2 separate regions of the Mus musculus genome follow, and region 1 is linked to region 2. A link is a loop called in an ENCODE intact Hi-C map of the cell type or tissue named here. Cell type or tissue: left cerebral cortex. All regions are shown on one strand. Links, peaks and the distances in the headings refer to the core of each region. The heading gives the core; the rest is flanking DNA. Region 1 has its middle 79 kb from the start of 5430428K19Rik. Region 2 has its middle 35 kb from the start of Akap4.

What was found. A loop is a pair of places that touch in the nucleus more often than their neighbours do. Peaks named below come from ENCODE experiments on the same cell type or tissue, not always from the same donor. Only the 100,000 strongest peaks of a DNase experiment are listed, where the experiment ranks them.
Region 1: a loop joins it to region 2, with 6 times the contacts of the local background. A loop is called at or near these places in 2 of 42 quality-filtered maps.

Annotation. Positions count from the first base shown.
Region 1 is chrX:6,647,466-6,660,328 of GRCm38, reverse strand. No RefSeq gene overlaps it. Among named protein-coding and RNA genes, the nearest start is that of 5430428K19Rik, 79 kb to the right of the region's middle. In left cerebral cortex, for the core only: a CTCF peak has its summit at 6,119 (motif pointing left); a DNase peak (open chromatin) is centred at 6,096.
Region 2 is chrX:7,096,705-7,109,567 of GRCm38, reverse strand. No RefSeq gene overlaps it. Among named protein-coding and RNA genes, the nearest start is that of Akap4, 35 kb to the right of the region's middle. In left cerebral cortex, for the core only: a CTCF peak has its summit at 7,071 (motif pointing right); a DNase peak (open chromatin) is centred at 7,014.

The sequences.
Region 1 (12,863 bases), core at 2,981-10,980, 450 kb after region 2:
AAACCCATAGGTGTGGGAACTTATGCCTGGATCTTCAGTTAGATTCCATTAATCAACTTGGTATTTTTTTATGCCAATACCATGCAGATTTTATTTCTATAGCTCTGTAGTATAGCTTGAAATTAGGAATGGTGATATCTCTGGAAGTTCTTTTATTGTACAGAATAATTTAGCTATCCTGGGTTGTTTTTTCATAGTATGTTGAGTGTTGTTCTTTCAAGACCTGTAAAGACTTGTGTTGGAAATTTCATGGGGGCTGCATTGAATCTGTAGATTATTTTTGATAATATGGCCATTATTACTATGTCAATATTACAGATCCATTAGCATGGGATCTGTAATCCATCAGAAGCCATCTTCTGATAGCTTCTTCAATTCCTTTCTTCAAAGACTTGAAGTTATTGCCATACAAGTCTTTCAGTTGTTTGGTTAGAATTACACCAAGATATTTTATATTATTTGTGGATTCTGTGAAGGGTGTTGTGTCCCTAATTTCTTTCTCAGCCCATTTGTACTTGTATATAGGAGGGCTATTGATTTTTTAGTTAATCTTGTATCCAGCCACTTTGCTAAAGGTGTTTATCAATGGCAGGAGTTCCCTGGTAGTTTCTGAGCTCACTTTGTATACTACTATATCATCTGTAAACAGCCATACTTTGACTTCTTTCTTTACAATTTGTATACCTTGATCTCCTACAGTTAATTATTGTTCTAGCTAGAACTTTAAGTACTCTATTAAGTACAGAGAGGGGACAGACTTGTCTTGTTCTTGATTGTAGTGGGATTACTTCGAAATTTTCTCTATTTAATTTGATATTGGATACAGGCTTGCTGTAACTTGCCTTTATTATGTTTAGGTATGTCTCTTTTATCCCTGATTGTTCCAAGACTTTTATAATAAAAGAGTGCTGGATTTTGTCAAAGGCCTTTTGTGCATATAATGAAAGAATTGTATTTTCTTTTTTCTTTCAGTTTGTTTGTATGATGGATCACATTAGCACATTTTCATATGTTGAACCATATCTGTGGATTGAAGCCTACCTAATCATGGTGAATGATCTTCTTGATCTGTTCTTGGATTTGGTTTGTATTTTATTGAGTACTTTTGCTTCAAGTTTCATGAGGGAAATTGGTCTATAATTCTCTTTCTTTGTTGAATCTTTGTGTGGTTTAGGTATCAGGATGACTATGGCCTCATAGAATGAGTTTGGCAATGTTCCTTCAGTTTCTGTTTTGTGGAACAGTTTGAGAAGTATCGGTATTAGTTCTTCTTTGAAAGTCTGGTAGAATTCTGTACTAATACCATCTGGCCCTGGGGTTTTTTGATTGGGAGACTTTTTTTTTTTTTTTTTTTTTGGTTTTTCAAGACAGGGTTTCTCTGTATAGCCCTGGCTGTCCTGGAACTCACTCTGTAGACCAGGCTGGCTTCAAACTCAGGAGACTTTTAATGACTGTCTCTATTTTCTTAAGGGTTATAGGTATATTTAAATTGTTTAAGTAATCTTGATTTAACTTTGGTATATGGTATCTATCAAGAAAAATTATCTTTGATTTTCCAATTTTGTTAAGTATTTCCTTTGTGTCTGTTATATCCCCCTTTCATTTCTGATTTTTGTTAACTTGGATATTCTCTCTGTCTTTTAGTTAGTTTGGATGGAGATTTGTCAATCTTATTTATTTTCTCAAAGAACCAACTCTTGGTTTCATTGCTTCTCTGTATTGTTCTCTTTGTTTCTAATTGATTGACTTTAGCCCTGAGTTTGATTATTTCCTGCCATCTACTCCTCTTGGGTGTGTTTGTTTCTTTTGTTCTAGAGCTTTCAGGTATGCTGTTCAGTTGCTAGTATGAGATTTCTTCAATTTCTATGTGTAGGCACTTAATGCTATGAACTTTCCTCTTAGCACCACTTTCAGGGTGTCCCATCAGTTTGGGTATGTTGTGTCTTCATGTTCATTGAATTCTAGGAAGTCTTTAATTTCTTTCTCTCTGCCTTGATCCAGTGGTCATTCAGTAGAGCATTTTTCAGTTTCCATGAGTATGTAAACTTTCTGTTGTCTTTGTTGAAATCCAGCTTTAATACTTTCTTTGACTAATGTATCTGTTTCTTCTATTACATCTGCAATGGCTGAGATTCTCTTTGGTCCCCTTGTACTCTGTTGGTGATGGTCGTGTCTGTAGTTCCTGTTTGCTTACCTAGATTTTCTATTTTCAGATTTCCCTCAGTTTGTGTTTTCTTTATTGCTTCTATTTGCATTTTCAGGTCTTAAACAGTTTTATTTGTTTCCTCCACCTGTTCTCCCCCCCCCCCCCCCGCCCCGGCTTTCTTTAAGGAATTATTCATTTCCTCCAATTTTTTTTTGTCTTTTCCTCAATCTCTTTAAAGGATTTATTAATTTCTTCTTTAAGGACCCCTATCATCTGTATTAAGTTTGTTTTAAGGTTGTTTTTATGTGCTTCCACTGTGTTAGAAAGATCAGGGCTTGCTGTAGTAGCTTGGCTGAGTTCTAGTAGAGACATATTGCCCTGGCTGTTGCTGATTGCATTCTTAAGGTGGCATCTAGGCATCTGGGTTTGGGATGATTATAGGTCTAGATGCTGATTTCTGAGTTTGTCTGTGTTGGATGGGTGTTTTTATCCTTGTTTTCTGTTTCCTCTCTGGTCTCTGGCCAGTGACTTATGATCAAGTAGAGGGACTCTGTCCAAGTTGGGGACTGGACTTATGATGGCCAGGGTGGCTTTTAGTAGAGCAGGGGATTTTTGCCCAAGTTGGGGGATGATGTCCTAGCAGCCTGTGTGGCCAGAGGGGGTCTTCTGGGATTTTATGTACTGTGGCATCTGGTCTAGCCAGGGATCCTCTGGAGTTCTGTGTGATGGAGTGGCTTCTGGTGGAGCAGGAGTTTTGAGCAGGAGCGGGCTAGGATGGTATGTCAAGGAGAAAAGAAGCTGTTGGAGTAGGCTGTACAGACATTGGGGAGTGTTGGTAGTCCTTGGCCAGGGGTTTACCTGGGGAACTGGGTACACCTGTGGCCTCTGGTGCAGCAAGGGTCTTTCTCCACAGGTTTGTGCCAGATTTTCTATTTCTTCATTCATGGTCATTCTTCCTTCCTGGTAGTCCCAGAGCGTCTCTTTTGTCATTTCTTTTACATTTCGGGACTTTAGCAATTGCAAAGATGTTCTGACAACAGATTTTTCTCTTGTCTTGATTTCTACTTAATTTCTATAGCATAATTTCTGAATCTAGATATTGGCTTATAATTTTCTCTTTCGATTTTGTTTTAGTTGTTATATGCAAGACTCAAATCCAGGGTGATAGTATAGCACAACACTAGAGGGTTAGTTCTCACCATGTTCTATGTTCTATTGGAGGACTGCCATCCTCACTGGACACTTTTTTATCGGCTCACTAGAGACAGTGAGAGCAGGAGTGGCCTGGATAGTACAGGGGAGACTTGAACAGGCATTAACAGAATTGGAAAGGAAACTGAAATATACAAACATGGCTTGGCATCACTGAGAAAAGAAGCTGTGGTTTTTTGGTGGCCCTGATCTGTGTATGCAAATGGGATTCTATAAAGAAGAAAAGTCCTAGAGAGAGAGACTGTTTAAGGAAGCCTTTAGATTTTTGTTTCTACTTTAAGTACCTACCAATGTCACCTACCATTTCAAGGAAGAAGTCTGCAGAAATATCCTATGCTACAGTTATCATTAGTGTGTTTGTGTGTTTGTCAGAGTGTATCAGGGACACAAGAAATCCTTGCTTGTTTGAGTGAGCATGATGGCATATACCTGTAATACCAACACTTATAAGACTGAGGCAGGAGGATTGCTGCAAGTTTAGTGCCAGGGTTGGCTACAGAATGAGGCCCTATTGCAACAGAACAAAGCAAAATGTAATAAACAAAGATGGATGAGAACCATCCTGATCATCAGACATTGACTTTTTTTTCCAAATCTTCAAAGATGGCTATTATAGGCTAGAGACAGTGACATCTGTCTGTTTTGTCTAAAGACTTTTGGTATAAAGTCTTGATCACAACAGTAGCTTATAGAATAGAAGCAAATGGGAATGCTTAGCATATACTGTGGTACCCAAACCTGTCCTTTCCTTGCTCCTCAAACATTTTCCTTGCTCTTCAAATGTGTTGAGGCTGACACAGATAAAGAGACAAGATGTCTGTAGTCTTAGGGTATAGGAGGCAGAGGTGGGATTATCTGTGATCTTCCTACCAGAGACCAGTTTGAGCTATATAGTTACCTATAGGACAGCCCTATATAGTAAAAGTAATATATTGAAAACACACACACACACACACACACACACACACACACACACACACACACACAAGACAGAGAGAAACAGAGACAAAGAGAGACACACAGAGTCATACAGAGAAACAGGGAGAGAGATGAAAGAGTAGAATTTAAATCATATAATTTGACAAAAACAGCACAAAGACAAATTTCTCAGATCTTCCAGATTGAAAAAAAAATCAGTCTCTACAAAGATTCTTGTAGAAAGAACTAATTGATGCGAGCTTCTTATGCACAATTATGAGCACAATAGGACAACTGGGCAATATTTATGAAATTTTGATCTGTTGTGCTTCATGACTTTGAGCCTACAATTTCATGGTTATCTTTTATTTTCACTTTAAACGTATCAGAATAATAAAAATATGCTGGGACATACAATGCACAAGAAGGTTTGCCATACAAGTTCCTCACTGAAGATAATTTTGAAGAGCTCATTAAATGAGAAATCATATAAGAGATGATACACGAGGCATGGAAAATACGGGTAAACCTAATACACATATATATATGCACATGCATATCAATATGTCATAGAATATCATCCTGACAAACTGAAAAATTAATGAGGTACTGAGAATAGAAGAAGAAACTGTATATTCATATTAATCCACAACTAATTATTTTAAACATGAACAAAATGCAAAACAATAAGAGCAATGTGGTAAATCCCAAAGGACATAAGAGAAATTTCATGTACTTGTATTAATAAGTTGAAAAATAAATATTAATAAGTTTAATAAAGAATCTGGTTAGTTAAATATGGATATTCAGAGCAACCAAAATAAAAAGAACACTAGAATGAATAACCTAAAAGTCTGAATATGAAAATTCCATCTATGCTACAGAAAGAAATAAATGAAGAAAAAAAATCTCCATTTTTCCCTCTAAGTGTTGAAAATATCTACTGTGTAGTCAGGAATGTCATTGGCTGAAGTGAAGAATTGAGGTCTGCAATAAAGCTGTGACTTTAAGCTAGTGGCAGGTCTCCATGAATCCATTTCCAGAGATGAGAGAAAAATATCCTCTATTAGGCAAAGGGGAGGGGAAGAGGATGGGGGGGGGGTTGTGGAGGGATAACTGGGAAGGGGGGTATCATTTGAAATGTAAATGAGTATGATTAATTAAAATATCTTCTATTCAGATATCCATCTCTGGGATTTCCTATCCATGTTCTCAAACCCAACCACTTATGAGAAAATCAGCAGATTTCATCAGAAAAGGCTGTATGGAATGTAGAATCTTCAGAGTGAATATGAGATCTCAATTAAGGAAAGATATGAAAGGAATAGTCACATAAGTGAGGTGACAAAGAATGTCTACTATTCTTATGCTTAAATGTATGCTGTGCAAGAGTTTCAATGATGACTTTAGAAGGACTGAAAGAAAGACCAACCAAAGAGAACTGGGGAAGGAATCTATGATATTATGACGGTAGAAAGAGGTTGAGTATTGGAGTAGGATGTCTTTGGTGCTGGATGGAGAGTACAAGCAGGAAAAGCACAGATGGTATTGGCTGCTCACAGATTCGCAAACATCGCTTCACGTTGTTTTGTATTCAAAATGAACTGATGCTAAGACGTCTTCCTAGACAGATTGCAATGTTCAAGCAGAGATAAAGCAAAACCCCTACAGTATCCACCCTCATTACATCTCCTTTCTTCCTCTCTTACACCCTTCTTTCACACCCCAATATCATATTTCTTTCTAATTGTTGCCTCTGGACAGTTAGGTGGCTAGACCAGTAGGCACCCACTGTAAACGTTGGTCAACCTCAGGGACATAAGACAAAGGTCGCCACCTAGTGGTCAGACACCAAAACAACCAAGAGGAGGCTTTCATAAAAATGCTAATAATAGTAAAATAATAATAATTAAAAATAATAGTGTGTTTTGAAGTTAGACTTGTGTGTGACTCACAATTGCATTGATGGCTTGTTAAAACAGAATGCTGAACTCTGCTCCCATTGTTTGACTCTGGGTTGGAACATAAATGTAGGACTTCTAACTTGATGCTGATGTTGCTTCAAGGACCATACTTCTTAAAGTTTCAAACCATTGATCGCTTCAGACATTCCACTTTGAAGATATGCAGGCCTTTACTTGGCTCTGCACAACTGGTAGAACTAGGGTTTTACATTTACTGCGTTGTTACTTTGAAATGCATGTGGTATTGCTTGGGCAACAGTCTTATTTGTTTTCCATGCTTCCCTAGACAGAGTAAGCACCGAACAGGAGACGGAGTGCCATCCATTTTCCTTTAATGGGTTGGATGTCCTATGTTATATTCGGTATATTCTCTATTGTTTCAAACTTTTTCATAATAACTGACAATTTTGAAGTTAGATCCTTCATAAATGTGTCTCTCTTACTACTCGCTGATGGAATTAGTTTGGCTTTAAAAAATGATTTCTTTATATTATTTTTACATTGTGTATATGTTTGCGTCTCAGCATGTGAGTGCAGGTGGCTGGAAAGACCGGAGGCATCAGACCCCCGGGACCTGATGATCCACTGAACCCTGGTACTGAGAAGCAAACTCAGTTCCTCTGCTGGAGCAATTCAGTGCTAGTAACTGCTGAGCCATCTACCCAAGCTCCCCATGCAGATTTTGGTGGATTTTTCCTGTTATTGAAAATTCCAATTGGAATATGGAAGCCATGAGCCCTGACTTATAAAATGCAGCACTATGAACAAAATTAGGCATAGACTCTTGTTCCCCCTGGAGATTACAGTTGAAGAAAAGACTCCAATTAAGGTTGGTATAAAAGGAATAAAATATGATTTTTAAATCATTATAAGTAAGCTCAAAACATACTTAGTAGTCAGAATGGAATAATTGGAAATAAGTTTTGTTTATGTCTGTAGGGTAAAAATCCATGCTTAAGGTTTTTTGACCAACTCTTAGAAAACATTTTATACATCCTGTTGATTATGGAAGTATTTTGACTGGAAAAGTTGTTAAGGTATTTGGAAAAATATATAATTAATTGGCAGGTGTAACAATGGATAAGGCAAAACTTCTTAGCCCAGTTCATTCAACTTTCCAAGTGTTGGTTGTGTGAAATCCAGCCAGTGTTGTCAAGGAGAATTGGGTGCAATCTACTGATCAACAGCAACTGCAGATGCTGGGGCTCTACGTGCATCTCACAGATCTGCTGAGCATACTTCTCTGATGTCATGATTTTGCCAAAATTCAGAAAGCTGTAGTGGATCACATCGGTAGTGGACCACCAGACAGTAACCATGACCTGTGTGTGTGTGTGTGTGTGTGTGTGTGTGTGTGTGTGTGTTCACACTCGTGCTATTTGGCCAGTTGGGGCATACAAGCCACTTTTAAAAGTTTTCAATTATTTTAATTTTACATCCAAATGTTGCTCCCAGCTCCCCCTCCCAGAGTTATTCACCCCATTCCTTCTCCCCTTAGCCTCTGAGAGGGTACTCCCTTTGATGCTCTTTCCTGGGGCATCAAGTCTCTACAGGTTTAGACACATCCTTTCCCACTGAGGTCAGACAAGGTAGGCCTCTGCTACACATGTGCTGTGAGCCTTGGACAAGCTTGTGTATGCTCTTTGGTTGGTGGCTTAGTCTCTGGGAGCTACCAGAAGTCCAGGCTAGTTGGCATTGTTGGTCTTCTATGGGGTTGCCATCCCATTCTGTTCCTTCAACCCCCTTGCTAACTCTTCCATAGGGGTCTCCGAACTTAGTTCAATATTTGGCTGTGAGTATCTGCATATTTCTCAGCCAACTTCTGGTAGAGTCTCTTAGATAACACCCAGACTAAGCTCCTGTCTGCAAGCACAAGATAGCATCTGTAATAGTATCAGGGTTTGGTGCTCTCCCATGGGATGGATCCAAGTTGGTCGGGTCATTGGATGGCCTTTCCATCAGTCTCTGCTTCATTTTTGTCCCTGCATTTCTTTTAAACAGGAAAAACTCTGGGTTAGAAATTTTGAAAATGGGTTGGTGACCTCATCCCTCTACTGGGGGCCTTGTCTATCTACTGGAGGTGGTTTTTTCAGGTTCCATCTTCCTACTGTTGGGCATTTCAGCTAAGGTCATCCCCACTGAATCCTGGGAGCCTTTCACATCCCAGGTCTCTGGAACTTTCTAGACATTCCTACCTCCCCTCTCCCACCCAAGTCCCACTCTCCCTCTGCCTCCTGGATGATTTTGTTCCCCCCTCTAAGTGGGATTGAAGCATCCTTCCATCTTGTTAAACTTCTTATGGTCTGTGGGTTGTATCATGGATATTCTGTACTTCTTGGATAATATTCACTTATCAGTGAGTATATACCATGCATGTCCTTTTGGGTCTGGGTTACAATCACTCAGGATGGTATTTTCTAGTTCCATCCATTTGCAAAATTCATGATGCCCTCGTCTTTAATAGCTGGATAATAAGTATTCTGTTGTATAAATGACCCACATTTTCTGTATCCATTTTTCAGTTGATGAACATCTGGGTTGCTTCCAGCTTCTGGCTCTTATGAATAAAGCTTATGAACAGAGTGGAGCATGTGTCCTTGTGGCATGGCAGAGCATCTTTTGGGTATATGCCCAAGAGTGTTATAGCTGGGTTGTGAGGTAGAACTAGTTCCAATTTTCTGAGGAACCTCCAGATTGATTTCCAGAGTGGTTGTACCAGCTTGCAATCCCACCAGCAATGGAGGAGTGTTCCTCTTTCTCCACATGTTCACCAGCAATTGCTGTCACTTGAGTTTTTTGATCTTAGCCATTCTGATTGGTGTAAGGTAGAATCTCAGGGTCATTTTGATTTGTATTTCTCTCATAATGTTCAACATTTCTTTAAGTGTTTTTTGGCCATGAAAGTGTCCTCTGTTGAGAATTCTCTGTTAAGCTCTGCATATGTCTTGTGGAAGAATCGAGGGAAAGATTGAGGGACCCAAAGAGGACAAGGACTCTAGAGAAAGACCAACAGAATCAACTAACCTGGACTTTTTGGGGCTCCCAGAATCTGAACCATCAACAAAAAAACATACATGGGCTGGACCTAGGCCTCCCCACACATATGCAGCAGATGTGCAGCTTCATCTTCATGCAGGTCTCCAACAACTGGAGCAAGGGCTGTCCCTGAATCTGTTACCTGCTTATGGAATTGGTTCCCCCAACTGGGCTGCCTTGTCTGGCCTCAGTGGGAGAGGATGTACCTAGTCTTGCAGTGACTTGATGTGCCAAGGTAGGGTGATACCCAGGGGTCCCTCTCCCTTCTCAGAAAGGAAGGGGAGGGGGAGGAGAAGAGCTATGTGAAGGGGGACTGGGAGGAAGAGGGGGTTGATATTGGACTGTAAAATGAATGAATTAATTAATTGATAAAAAAATAATTAAAAAAGAAGTTGCATGGATTAGCTTTTGGCTTAACATTATTACCATGGTATAAAATAAATATAAAATATATAGCAAATAATAAGTCACTAGCAAAAACCCTGAAGCAAAAAAAATGTGCATTAATATGATATAGAACTGAGGTGACTCTAGTGAAGACTCCCAGTAATAAGGGCTATGGAGTCTGAACTGGCCATCTTCTCTTACTAGGCAAGGCTTCCAGTAGTAGGACTGAAACATCAACCCAGCCACAAAACCTTTGACCTCCCTGCAAGATGTGCTGGGGGAAATGGTGGCACAGAACCATTTGGGAATAGCCAACCAATGACTGGTCTGACTTGAGGCCTACACTATGAGAGACAGCCCACCCCTACAATGCCAAGAGAGCCAGGAACCAGAAGCTGGAGAGCCCAGTCACCTAAGATATGGGATAAAAGTCAATGAAATGATTCCCAGTGATATTCTGCTATACTTATAGGTTGGTGCCTAGCCCAATTCTCATCAGAAAGGCTTCATACAGTACCTGATGGGAACAGATACAGAGACCCACAGCCAAACATAAGGCGGAGTTCAGCAACCTGGAGAAGGAGGTGGAGGAGGCAGATGGGTAGAGGACAGGATGAGTACATGGGTGGCCCACAGAATCAACTAAGCATGGCTCATAGGGGAATCACTGGGGTCTCAGAGATTGAAGTGACCTTCAGGGAATCTGTATGGGTCTGAGCTAAGTACTCTCTATATGCTTGGTATTCTTGAGGGACTCCTAATAGTGGGAGAAGAGGTTGTCTCTGAGTCTTTTACCTACTTTTAAGACCCCCTTTCTACTGGGTTGTATTGTTCAGTCCTTAATATGAGGGTATATACCTAGTCTTATTCTAATTTGTTATGCTGTGCTTGGTTGATATTCCTGGGAAGCCTGATCATTTCTGAAGGGAAATGGAGGAATGGTCCAAGGAGGAGGAGATGTGGGAAAGGAGGGTCTGAGGGGAGTGGAGGGAGGGGAAACTGTAGTTGGGATGTAGTACATGAGAGAATACTAATGCTAATGGTAATACTACTACTACTAATAGGTTTTTTAAAAGATGATATATAGCTGCCAGGCAGTGATGGCACTTTAATTCCAACACTTGGGAGGCTGAGGCAGGTAAATCTGGATTTCTCTGAGTTTGAGGCTGACCTGGCCTAAAAAGTGAGTTCCAGGACAGCCAGGACTGTTACACAGAGAAACCCTGTCTCAAAAAAACCAGCCAACCAACCAACCAAACAAACAAACAAACAAAAAAGATTATGTATAATAGAGCCATGTCCATCTATGAATCAATATCAAATCAAATCAATTTCAACAATGTAAAAATCACAATTACTTCTGTACCAACCTGCTATTAACAAAGCAGTCATACAAATAAATATAAATTTGTGGCTATAAAACTACTACAAATGAGCTGGGCATGGTGGTACACACCTGTAATTCCAGTGTTCCAGAAACAGAGGAACCAAGTCTCTGAGTTGCAGATCAGCCAAGACTACATAGTCAGACTGTCTCTAAAACACAATAACAACAAAATCTCACAGGTTATGAATGGGACATAGTCAGCAGTGTGATAGTTTTCAGATTATTGTTCTCAGATTGTAGAGTTTAAAAATTGGCTACTGACTTTCTACTAATAGATTGGTTATGTTGTCATTAGTGATTTGCGCTGTGATTTCAAATGTGTATCTGCTTTTGAGGTGGCCTTATCATTTTCATATCCTGGTATCCACATGTCTGTTTAATCTCTTCCCTCTTGAGTGTGAGTGGGAACTCTTTATGGCTTTTTCTAACCAACAAAATGTGACAAAGGTGATGGATTTCATATTCTTGATTACACTATAGGAGATCACTTCTTGTTAGCTGACCTTACAAAATCTGTCTGTCTATCTCTGCCTCTCCCATCCCACCCCATTGCTGATGTGCAAGAAGCAAAAGTTCTCCAGATGTCCCTCAACAGAAGAATGGATACAGAAAATGTGGTACATTTACACAATGGAGTACTACTCAGCTATTAAAAACAATGGATTTATGACATTCCTGGACAAATGGATGTATCTGGAGGATATCATCCTTAGTGAGGTAACCCAATCACAAAAGAAGTCATTAGATATGCACTCACTGATAAGTGGATATTAGCCCAGAAACATAAAGCACCCAAGATACAATTTGCAAAACACAAGAAAATCAAGAAGAGGAAAGACCAATGGGTGGATACTTCATTCCTCTTTAGAATAGGGAACAAAATACCCATGAAAGGAGTTACAGAGGCAAAGTTTGGAGCTAATACGAAAGGATGGACTATCCAGAGACTACCCCACCCAGGGATCCATCCCATAATCAGCCACCAAACCCAGACACGATTGCATATGCCAGAAAGATTTTGCTGAAGGGACCCTGATATAGCTGTCTCTTGTGAGGCTATGCCAGTGCCTGGCAAATACAGAAGTGGATGCTCACAGTCATCTATAAGATGGAACACAGGGCCCCCAATGGAAAAGCTAGAGAAAGCACCCAAGGAGCTGAAGGGTTCTGCAAACCTATAGGTGGAACAACAATATGAACTAACCAGTACCCCCAGAGCTCATATCTCTAGCTGCATATCTAGCAGAAGATGGCCTAGTCAGCCATTACTGGGAAGAGAGGCCCCTTGGTATTGCAAATTTTATATGCCCCAGGTACAGGGCAATGCCAGGGCCAAGAAATGGGAGTGGGTGAGTAGGGGAGCAGGGCGGAGAGAGGGTATAGGGAACTTTCAGGATAGCTTTTGAAATGTATATAAAGAAAAATCTAATAATAAATAAATAAATAAAAAGAGAAAAGCATTCAGAGAGACAAGAAATGCCTTTGATGTCTCTTCTAATGTGCCCCCTTTTCAGAATGAGTTGGAATGGGTATATTTAGACTTTTATTGTACTGTGATAAAAATAAATAAACATTTAAAACCTTAATACAAAAAAAAAAGAAGCAAAAGTTCTGTAGGTTGGTAGAGGAGTAATTGCGGGTTTTGTATTGTTGAAATTCATCTAAGCCACAAGACCCAGCTTAGAGTGGAATCATAAACCTTTTAGATGGCCATCCAATCGTGACCAAGACTGAGAGGAACTTCAGAGAGTCATGGCAGGGAAATGAAGCACAAAAAGGTGACAATGAAGACTTGATTCAGATTGATTTTGTC
Region 2 (12,863 bases), core at 2,379-10,378:
TAGACTGGATGTTTTTGATCTCGCACCAGATTTTTGGGTTGAAAGTATTCATCCTGATGTGATTGTGACATTAGAAGGTAAGTCATTTGGGAAGTAATCAGCCCCTAAGACTGGAACTCAGAGATAGGGATTAGTACCCTTGTGATGGAGCACCCTATCACATCTTGGCTTTTGGCCAAGTTCAAGTGTATGAGAGGAACCTGACAGAACTGTCATAACCTCTTTTGGCCATATGAAGACGTATCAACACCTTGGAAGGGGTACATGAACAGAACCTGAAATATGCCTAATTTTAGTCTCTAGAACTTCAAACAGTATCTTTCTACTGTGTATCCTCCTGGCAAGCTGTGATACCCGATTGTAGAAGCCTGAATGGAATGACATACCCAATTAAGTAGAGTCTTTACTATAGAAACATCATAAATGTATATTTTGATCTGCTAACTTATTAGGTGGAAATACATACCACCTAATAAGTAATGTGTTATGCAGTAACAGAAAATTAATACAGGCTAGAACTCAGGACTTTCTTATATCAATCTTAATTCTTTCTTTTTCCAGTTTTAATTTTTTTGTATTAAATATATTTTGATCATGCTTTTCCTTGTCACCATCTACTTCCAGATCCTTCTCACTACACTTAACAGCAAAGTTCATAAGATGGCTGTTCATGTGCTACAAAGAATTATGGAGCAATTTTGCGTAGCTCAGAAAGCATTCCAAGGCATTTTTATTAACTAGAAACACTTAAATACCCACAGACTTCATATTCAGCTAGAAGATACTAGGCAGGTTCTGGGGCAGAAAAATCATCAACAGCGAACCTATCTCACTGTGAATCCTGTGAGCCCAATAGAGGCACAAGTGTGATAAGAGTAACGAATCACTTTCTGATTGGATTTAAGGAGGGAATTCACACTGTAAACCTGAACAAGAAGCTATGGCTGGAAAGGTCATGCACCCTAGGGGAGAACCTACTACCACCATTTTGCTAGTTGAACACAACATCAAACTGTACTTAGACACTTGTTTTTATACTCACCCATTGGTGTAGCTCTCTCACTCTCATCCAACTGATGGTGACAGAGACAACCAATCAAGCAGAAAATGACTGACTTGGACTGCTCAGCCCCAAATGGGACATCTACATCAACCCCTTTTATGAAAGACCCAGGGAACATTGTGGAAGAGAAACCAGAAACATTGTAAGAGGCAGAGATCTGGGAGGACTCTTGTGGAATGGTGTCTTCTGAACACAACAGGGCAGTTGTGCTCATGAACTGTTAATTGCTATTTAAGATCACTAGAAGATGGCCTGCCTAAGAATGAAATCAGTACCAAGGAAGCCATGTTTCATAGCCTGTCTCCAGCCAGCCTTGCTTCTATTCTTGTTAGTTACACGAGCCATTCAAGTTCCAATGTTATTTAAGCCAGTTTGAGATTTTTGTTTTTTTGTGCTTGGGAACAGTTTTTGTTGTCCAGATAACTTCTTCTTATGTAGTCCACACTGTCCTTAAATTTGTGATCTTCCTGCCTCGCTTCCTGAGTGTTGGTGTTGTGGGAATGTGCTACCATACCTGACTAGTTGTAAGCATCTTGACAAGGACCTTTTCCTAATCTCAATGATCAGAGCCTGTGACAGGCCCCCTGGATTGACCCATTCAACGTTAATTATAACCTTCATTGTGTGCCTTCCTGTATTTTGGAGGGGAATGGCTTAAGCATCTGCTTTTCACTTTTTTGGCAGCTTGAGTTCGAAGTTAGAAACAGGACTAACTTGAGGCTTGCCTCTGGATATGCAGTAGCTAGGACAGAAGCAGGTAGGTCTTAAGTCTGTTCAGTAGTGCTTATCATGGTGGGGGATGGCGCAGTCTCAGAATCAGCTGCTAGGGTGGCGGCTGCCCTGTTTGGCAGAAGTGGCAGCTGTTTGGTGGCCTCTTTCTATGGTGTGGATTTGGGAGCATCCCTAAAAGCAATATCTAGACCCCTTTTCTCCAGCCCCACTGATGACTCCATAAGCCATTTAAATAGCACTAATCCTATTATGCTGAAATTAGCTACAGATGATTCAGTTCTTGAAGTAAACTCTGGTCATAGAGGAGCCTCCAGGCCTTTGACACTGTGCTCAGGGTCACGAGAGTCAGACTATGTGACAGAAATAAAGCAGACGCTTAAAAGTGTGTTTATTTCTAGGTCATCATAGTTAGTTCTCCCCCTACCACCTAAAGCTAAGACTGCTTTTTTTTCCCTGACCTGTCTAGACAAGTCCTAATCCAGTCTGGTAGCCTAGGAATAGTTTTGTATACTTAAATGTCATTATTCTCTTGCTGACATTTCCCTTCAACTCCACCCTCCAATAAGAGACTTCTTGACTGAGGCACATCCATTACTGTTACCAGCAAAAGGAATTATGGAGGTCAGAGGAGTCGGCATGATGCCTCTGAAGTTTGAACATTTCCAAGCATTGATCAGACTCATAGATTTCAGCTCTGTTTGACTAGAACAGATGATACCAAACAGTAATTTCCAGAAACCATCAATGCAGAAACCTTAGTAAATGAGTCACGCAGAGCAATTTTTCCCTGCCAGAAATTCAGCATTTGATTATACTTTCAATTTAGCTTTTGCTTCTTGCTACTCCAGGCACAGGTCAGGACATGCAGTGGACAGTCAATAAATATAGCCTAAAGAAATGAATTTTGTACCAGCTCTCTATTGCAGGATGAGGGTTATGCTCAGAAAGCAAATGTGAGCTAGACAGAGCCAAGCCCAGGATTCAGCCAACATATCCAGGCTTTAAATGCAGGCACAAGAAAGAAGCTGTGAGAAATGGATAATTTTGATAGATAGTCCCAATAAAAGCTCATTATTCACTTAGCAAACATTTACCAAATGACAGCCACAAAGTGCTGATAATGAAGAAATGAACAAGGCATAATTCTTACAAGCTTAGTCCAGTGTCAGGATACACGGAGCACATATTGAATTCTAATTTGTGACCAGTAATTGGAATCACAAAGTGCAGAGGGAGCTCAATGGCAGACAGATTCATTGCTTAAGCCAGGCATAGTGGTTCACACCTGCAATCCTAGCACTCAAGAGGCTGGACTGGGAACACTCCTGCAAGTTTGAAGCTGTCCTGGGATGCGTGGAGATTTCCAGGCCAGCCTGACCTACAAAGTGGGAGGCTGTTTCATTATTCCTCCCCCCTTAAAAGTAATTGACTAGCTAAACTTCACTTAGGCTCTGACTATCTTATGAGGCCCACCTGCATGATTTCCTTATAAGCTGGAAGTCCCCACTGTTACTATTTAATTCCCTTCAATATCTGATGGGGTTTGTCATCCTCCACCATCCCCAGATGGCCTGTCCTCATTAATTACCCCAGAATCTTACCTTTTCTTTCTTTCTTTCTTTCTTTCTTTCTTTCTTTCTTTCTTTCTTTCTTTCTTTCTTTCTTTCTTTCTTTCTTTCTTTCTTTCTCTCTCTCTCTCTCTCTCTCTCTCTCTCTCTCTCTCTCTCTCTCTCTCTCCCTCTCCCTCTCTTCCTTCCTTCCTTCCTTCCTTCCTTCCTTCCTTCCTTCCTTCCTTTCTTTCTTTTATTTGTTACCATTTTTTTAATTAGGTATTTTCTTCATTTAAATTTCCAATGCTATCCCAAAAGTCCCCCATATCCTCCCCCCCCCACTCCCCTACCCTCCCACTCCCACTTTTTGGCCCTGGCGTTCCCCTGTACTGAGGCATATAAAGTTTGCAAGACCAATGGGCCTCTCTTTCCAATGATGGCCGACTAGGCCATCTTCTGATATATATGCTTCTAAAGACAAGAGCTCTGGGGTAATGGTTAGTTCATATTGTTGTTCCACCTATAGGGTTTCAGACCCCTTTAGCTCCTTGGGTACTTTCTCTAGCTGCTCTATTGGGAACCCTGTGATCCATCCAATAGCTGACTGTGAGCATCCACTTCTGTGTTTGCTAGGCCCCGGCATAGTCTCACAAGAGACAGGTATATCTGGGTCCTTTCAGCAAAATCTTGCTAGTGTATGCAATGGTGTCAGCGTTTGGAGGCTGATTATGGGATGGATCCCCGGGTATGGCAGTCTCTACATGGTCCATCCTTTCGTCTCAGCTCCAAACTTTGTCTCTGTAACTCCTTCCATGGGTATTTTGTTCCCAATTCTAAGAAGGGGCAAAGTGTTCATACTTTGGTCTTCGTTCTTCTTGAGTTTCATGTGTTTTGCAAATTGTATCTTGTATCTTGGGTATTCTAAGTTTCTGGGCTAATATCCACTTATCAGTGAGTACATATCATGTGAGTCTTACCTTTTCTTTCTGTTAGTAATTTTTCACTTTTTAATGTGTATGTGTGTGTGCATGCATGTATGTATGTGTGTCCACACCTGCCTGTATGGAGGCCAGAGGACAACCAATGGGAGACAGTTCTCTTCTTCTGCCATGTGGGTCCTGGGGATCACATTCAGGTCAATAGGCTTAGCAGTAGCCACCTATACCCACTGAACAACCTTGCCAGCTTCTGTCTTAGTAATTTTTTTATACTCTGCCCCTATATTATTTCGGAGCAATATAGTCCCACTTGTTCACACTGTATTCAGAGTTGAATGCAATCTCTTCCAGTGCAAAAAATCTCAGTTTGTTGTCCCTATTCCTATGGGGCTGGTCCTGAATAAAGTCTGCTTTATGAGTATCATTAAAGTTTCTTAAAGAAACCAATAATTCTACATGCAAGAACCATGTAAAGCAATAGACCATATGGAGTTGGGCATATGTTATGTTTGATAATGTGATGCCATTCGCCTAGGGCAATATTGGATCACCTGCATAAATGTCTAAGGCACTATAAAGATGGGCCACCTTGAACTAAAATCATTCAAACTATTTTTTATTTTTTGAGAATTTCATAAATGTACACAATGTATTTTATCATATCCAATTTCCATCCCTCCTTGAACTCTTCCCTTACAACTTTATGTCCTCTTTTTTAAAAAACCCAGCCGAGTCCAATTGGTGCTACCCAAATATTTAGGAGTGTACGGTCATCCATTGAAACATAGGCAACCTAAGAGGCTCCAGACTTCTGAATAAAAGTGACTCTCCCTACCTTAGTAGCTAGCTGTTAATTGCTAGTAGCTCTTAAGCTAGGCGTGGGGTCTCATGACCTCCATCCCTGCTTGAGTGTTGGCTGGCTTAGTTTTATGCATCTTTTTCACAGACAGCTATATAAACACAAAATAAGTAAATATTTTGAATACTAATATATGCACATAAGAATACATAGAACATCTGAACAATTAGCAGTCATTATAAAGTAAATATCATACAACTACCATTTTTGTTTGCTGTCCAGCATCCCTGGAACAACCCCTTGGATGGCCTAAGGTCTTGGTTTGTATTGCTCTGTTCCAAATATAAAAGTTTTTAACTCCTAGAAAATCTGTCTCAGTTTTCTGTGATGGACACAGAAGATTGAGGAAGGGGAAACCAATATCCACATGGTAGCTCTGAACAGGGATTGAAAATTACATAGCTCTTTGTGTGAAATAGAGGTGATATATAGATTATACATCTTTGTTATTTCTTTGACTCCTTTTTTTCCTCCTGACTGATGATATTGACATCCATCATCCCTGGTTACTAGAATGGAGAATACCCATCACGTCCACTGAAATCATGAGCATTATTAGCAATCTATTTTCTGTTTTATTTTTTTCTTTACCTATTGTGTTAGTTACATTCCTGTTGTTATAGTAAATACCATGAGCAAAGCAATTTCTAGAAGGACAAGTTTATTTGGGCTTATGGTCTCTGAGGGTTAGAGTCCACCATGATGGGGGCAGGGGCATGGTAGCAGGAGAGCTGGAAGCTGAGAGCTCATATTTCAGCCATGAGCACAAATCAGAGAGACTAATTGGAAGTAGCTTGAGGCCTCCAGTGATATACTTCTCCCAGCAAGGCTGCACCACACACACACACACACACACACACACACACACACAAAATCATATCTCTCAAACAGTATCAACAACTGGGAATCAAATGCTCAAATGTTGGAACTATGGGGGATATTACTCATTCAAACCACCGCACATATGGATCAATTGGGATTTGGTTTGAGTTAGTGCTAACTTAACCTTAACGTCATGAATGTTGTGAATATGTACACTAGTTTTCAAGAGCTGTCATAACAGTATCACAGCCTGTGCGAGAAACAAAATAAACAGCAACCACTATCACCACCACCACTGCAACAACAACGAAAACCCAGAAATTTCTTTCTTCACAATTCTGAAGGCTGTATGCCAGCCCAAGGTCAAGGAACTGGCAGGTTTGGTTTATTCTGAGGCCCCCTTTCTTGCCTTGTAGATATAGGGGTTTTTTTGGGTTTTTTTCTATGTAAATGTCCATTTGTGACCCTGCACCTGTGATATACCTTTGCATGCCCCAGTTTCTTTTTCTTCTAAGAACAACTGAACTACCCGGGCTAAGAAACATCTGAATGTCTTCATACTGATCACTTCTTTATGGCCTTATTTCCAAATAGAATCACATTCTGAAATGCTGAGAATTTCAACATTTGAATTTTGAGGGGACATAATTTAGATCATAGCACTCTGCTTTATAAATATCCAGGCAATTGAAATGAAGACTATAACACACCATTATAAAAATACTTTTTAAAAGTCCAACAATCATATTGCCTTGATGACAGAGATCATTTACAAGTGGATTAGAGAGACAAACAACTCAAACAGATCCTATTAATTACCCAATAGGTGCAGTAGAGGAGGCTATGTGAAGGCATATATAGATGCTGGATCTCACAAGTCCAGGATGAGATTTGCAGATATTCAGCACCAACCTAAAGCTTCCTCTTCCCCAAATGGCTTAACTAAAACTAGTGACTGCTGAATTAGCTTGAGCATCACACACACACACACACACACACACACACACACACAAGCATCACTCAGTTATTCCCTTGATGGTTCTATGAAATGAATTCAAACCTAAAACTGTATTTCCTGAGTTAGAGGTTATCACTAAGATGTCCTGTAGGGGGAAATCTTGACAACATTTATGTTGGTCTCTTCCACAGCATTGCAGAGTCTGTCAGATCTAACCAGCAATCATACTTCCACATCTTATTAGTGGCCATAGTTCATTGCAGCAAGAATAAGGGTTTACCCTAGCTATTAGGCCCTTTGATCTTTAAGAAATGGAGTTTGATATTGTCTTTTCAAATTGTCTAGGAAGATATTAATAAAACCACAAAAGTGTGAAATAAAACAATCTAGAATCTATCTGTGAATTCAACAGATGGTACAAATATAAATCCTGGATATATCTATTTAGTCTGTAAGCTTCTTTATTGTTGGGAGTATGCACTATTTATTCATTTGGAGAAGATGATATAGAATCTGTCAAATCACTCACTCACACACACACACACACACACACACTATAAAATTCTACTAAAACAAATGTGTTTGCTTTATTCCTAAAATCAAAGCATGCAAAATGAAAGTTTGGGATCATTTTTCAGTTTCTTGAAAGCATGCAGAAGCCCATAAGATTTTAAAATGTCTATCAATGTCACCAGCAAAAGGAAACTATGAATATGTCATAAAACATAATTTTAAAGTGTTGAAAGAGAAGTATGCGTTTCTCTAATTTGGAAAGACATTGAGGATGAAAGTGATATAAACGATTATGGTAAAACAGAAATTTATCGGCCATTCCTAAACTGGAAGACCTTCAAAGAGGCCATGTGCAGCCTAGGAAAGTGGGCCTGACTCTTCCAGTACTGTTCCATATTATATGTGTGTCACAACAAAAACATCATTTGACTCACTATTTGGGAAATAAGACTTCTTTAGACCTAAAGGTCAACTAGTAAAATCAAGTGACATCAGACAGGACTTTCTAGATTTCTACAAGGAGACTAATGTGTTTGAAATCCAATACCAGATATACATGTTTAAATCTCCTCTGGTCTTTAGAGTCATCTTTTTTTCTAAAAGAGACTTGTGCTAATATCCAATGTTCTTTGTAGTTTTTAAAAATTATCTAAAGATATTGATAGCACATATGATAACTTTATAGATGTTATAAGCCTGATTGAGAATAGCTGGTCTGTCAAAACAAACACAAAGAAACTGGACATTCTTAGAAATCTAAAACCTGCTGTTGCTAGTGAGTAAAGTCCTAAGAATTCAAACTTCATCCTTTTTTGTTGTTGAAAAGTTACTTAGCTTGGTGTCATATTAGATTAGCAGCCAGAGTCATTGCGATGGGAGCTTTCTAAGAGCAGACTCGTGGGACAAAGTGAATTTTACTGTATATAGCTTTGGCACAGGGGCCCTTTGTGAAGCTCAATGTGGACTGTAACTTGCTAATCAAGCTAGCATGGTCTCAAACTTACTATCCTCCTACTTCAGCCTCCTAAACAATGGGATTACCTCTTGCGCGTGCCCGATTCGCCAGCAAAGCAGACGCCACAACAGGATCCTTCTGCACACGTTTATTGGGAGAGCTTGATTGCAAAGGCGAAGAGACCCCAAGCCCAGAACTGGTGCAGCTTATATAGGCCTAGGAGAGGCGTGTCTCACATCCGGATTGGTTATGCATGGGTTATGCTTACTACCTCATTTGCATGTCTCACATCCGATTAGTTAACATGTCTCTCATCTGATTGGTTAACATGTCTCTCATCTGATTGGTTAACATGTCTCTCATCTGATTGGTTAATATTCTCAAAACCTTATCTTGGCAAAAAAACTTTACTGCATATGTATGCGTGGTGGCCAGCGGTAGCCAGCGCCACCCTGCAACGGCACATGGGGCTTCCCACAATTACCGGTGTGAGTTCCAAGGCCAGATCTGATTTTTACATTTTACTACATAAAATTTTATGATTGTAAAAAAATATACAGGAAGGTCAAAACATTATCAAAAAAGAAGTGCCAAATGTGATATTGCATGCACTCTTATAAATCCAGCATACTGGAGGCTGAGGCAGGAGGATAGATGTGAGTTTGGGGATTGCTGGGGCTACTTCTAAGATACTATCTCAAGACAGACATGAACACAAAAAGAGAAAGATGGAGGGACAGAAGGACAGAGAGGTGGGAGGAAGGAAGGAAAGAAGGAAGGAAGGGAGAGAGGGACAGGGAACGAGGAGGTGGAAAGCAAGTATTCTGCTATACTACAGGACCAAAAGAAACATGTCATCCTATTTTTAAAAATCAAATATGGGATTCCAGTCTGGGCCAGTGTCCCAAGCAGGCCTTGGCAGTGACATCCGCAGCCAGTCAGTCCCACAACACCCAGAGGAAGATCCACTCCCAGTTGCTCTAACACGCCTAAGATCATAGGATCACAGGTGAGGAGGACACAACATCTGCCCCAACACCAGACGTAACTGGGACCAGTGGGACCCAGGCACACAGGAATTCCACCTGACCAGTGGCATGGGTTCCTTCTGGTTTGGACCAGATATTCTTAGAAATCTAAAACCTGCTGTTGCTAGTGAGTAAAGTCCTAAGAATTCAAATTTCATCCATTTTTGTTGTTGAAAAATTACTTAGCTTGGTGTAAAACTAGACTAGCAGCCAAAGTCAGTGTGATGGGAGATTTCTAAGCGCAGACTCATGGAACACAAATTCTGCAGATAGTCCCACAACACCCAGAGGAAGCTCTACACCCAGACACTCTAACACACCCAGGATCGAAGGATAAGAGGTGCCCTGAGCATACCTTGGGTGCTAAATCTGCAGCCAGTCCCCACAACACCCAAAAGAAGCTCCACTCCCAGGCACTCTTACATGTCCATGACAACAGGATCACAGAAGCTTGGTCACACCAGGATCTCAGGGTCCCAAGGCACCTTGACTCCCAGGAGCTCTGACAAAACCGGATCACAGGATCCCGGAATCACAGGATAACAGAGACAGCTGAACTCTGAGGAGTTCTGACTCAACCAGGATCACAGGAAGGACAGGCTGCAGTCAGATATAGAGAGAGCAGGTAGCACTAATAATCAGATGTCAGGAGGCAAGCATAGAAACATTAGCAACAGAAACCAAGGTTACTTGGCATCATCAGAACCCAATTCTCCCACCATAGAAAGTCCTGGATACACCATCACACTGGAAAAGCAAGATTTGGATCTAAAAATCACTTCTCATGATGGTTATAGAGGATTTTAAGAAGGACATAACTTCCTTAAAGAAATACAGGAGAACACAGGTAAACAGCTAAAAGCCCTTAACAAGGAAACACAAAAATCCCTTAAAGAATTGCAGGAAAACACAATCAAACAGGCGAAGGAAATGAACAAAACCATCCAAGACCTAAAAATAGAAATAGAAACAATAAAGAAATCACAAAGGGAGACAGCCCTGGAGTTAAAAAACCTAGGAAAGAGATCAGCACTCATAGATGCAAGCATCACCAACAGAATACAGAAGAATCTCAGGTGTAGAAGATACCATAGAAAACATTGACACAACAGTCAAAGAAAATGCAAAACGCAAAAAGATCTTAACCCCAAATATTCAAGAAATCCAGGACACAATGAGAAGACAAAACCTAAGGATGATAGATATAAAAGAGAGCAAAGATGCCCAACTTAATGGGCCAGTAAATATCTTCAACAAAATTATAGAAGAAAACTTCCCTAACCTAAAGAAAGAGATGCCCATGAACATACAAGAAGCCTACAGTCCAAATAGACTGGACCAGAAAAGAAATTCCTCCCAACACATGATAATCAGAACATCAAATGCATTAAATACAGAAAGAATATTAAAAGCATTAAAGTAAAAAGGTCAATTAATATATAAAGGTAGACCTATGAGAATTATACCAGACTTCTGACCAGAGACTATCTACTTGCCAGAAGATCCTGGGCAAATGTCATACAGACCCTAAGAGAATACAAATGCCAGCCCAGTCTACTATACCGAGCAAAACTCTCAATTACCATAGAGGGAGAAACCAAGATATTCCATGACAAAACCAAATTTATACAACTTCTTTCCATAAATCCAGCCCTACAAAGGATAATAGATGGAAAACTCCAACACAAGGAGGGAAACTACACCTTAGAAAAAGCAAGAAAGTAATCTTTCAACAAACCCAAAAGAAGATAGCCACACAAACATAATTCCACCTCTAACAACAAAAATAACAGGAAGTCACAATCACTTTTCCAATATCTCTTAACATCAATGGAGTCAATTCCCCTAAAAAGACATAGACTAACAGACTGCATATGTAAACAGGACCCAGCCTTCTGCTGCTTAAAGGAAATACACCTCAGTGACAAAGACAGACACTACATCAGAGTAAAAGGTTGGAAAACAATTTTCCAACCAAATGGTCCCAAAAAACAAGCTGGAGCAGCAATTCTAATTTCAAATAAAATCAACTCTCAACCAAAAGTCATCAAAAAAGATAAGGAAGGACACTTTATACTGGTCAAAGGAAAAATCTACTAAGATGAATTCTCAATTCTGAACATCTATGCTCCAAATGCAAGGGCACCCACATTCATAAAAGAAACTTTGGTAAAGCTCAAAGCACAAATCGAACTCCACACAATACTAGTGGGGGACTTCAACATCTCACTTTCAGCAGATCATGGAATGAGAAATTAAAAAGAGACACAGTGAAACTAACCGAATTTATGAGCCAAATGGATTCAACAGGTATTGATAGAACATTTCATCCTAAAGCAAAAGAATATACCTTCTTCTCAGCACCTCATGGTACCTTCTCCAAAACTGACCACATAATTGGTCATAAAACAGGCCTCAAAAGATACAAGAAGATTGAAATAACCCCATGCATCCTATCAGATCACCATGGACTAAGGCTGGTCTTAAATACCAACAAAAACAATGGAAAGCACACATACACATGGAAGCTGAACAATGCTCTACTCAATGATAGCTTGGTCAAGGAAGCAATAAAGAAAGAAATTAAAGCTTTTTATAATTTAATAAAAATAAAGACACATCATACCTAAACTTATGGGACACCATGAAAGCAGTGCTAAGAGGGAAACTCATAGCTCTAAGTGCCTCCAAAAAGAAACTGGAGAGAGCTTACACTAGCAGCTTGACAGCACACCTGAAAGCTCTAGAACAAAAAGAAGCAAATACATCCAAGAGGATTAGAAGGCAGGAAATAAACTCAGGGCTGAAATCAACCAAGTAGAAACAAAAAGAACTATACAAAGAATCAACAAAACCAGGAGCTGATTCTTTGAGAAAATCAACTGGATAGATAAACCCTTAGTCAGACTAACCAGAGGGCATAGAGATAGTATCCAAATTAATAAAATCAGAAATGAAAAGGGAGACACAACAACAAAATATCTCTTAAAATAATTATTCTGTTTGTTGAATATTAATAGTTGAAAATATTAAAATCATGTCCTACAAAAAAATCAAATATGGACAATATCTGTTTAATTAGTTTTATAAAGCTTACATTTTACTTTAAAACGTTTTTTTAAACAAACAAACAAACAAAAACTTGTGCACCAAAAGTTCACAGAATAAAATCCCAATCTCAGGTGCATGGTATCTCCCCTGAAGTGGTTAATGGGTATGTCACAGAGGCCCTTAAAACCAAACTGACTATCATTATTGATTTTGGTTGCCCAGCAGAACGTTATATTAAGAGCCTATTGCTGAAGGCACCACACACTTTGTTCATATGATGTGGAGAAATTTAAGCTAGTATTAACCTGGAGATGTCTGTCCTGCTGGCCAGCTTTCATAATAGAAGAAGGTTTTATGCAGGTTGTTGAGAGAGAAAAGCCATCAACACTTTTAC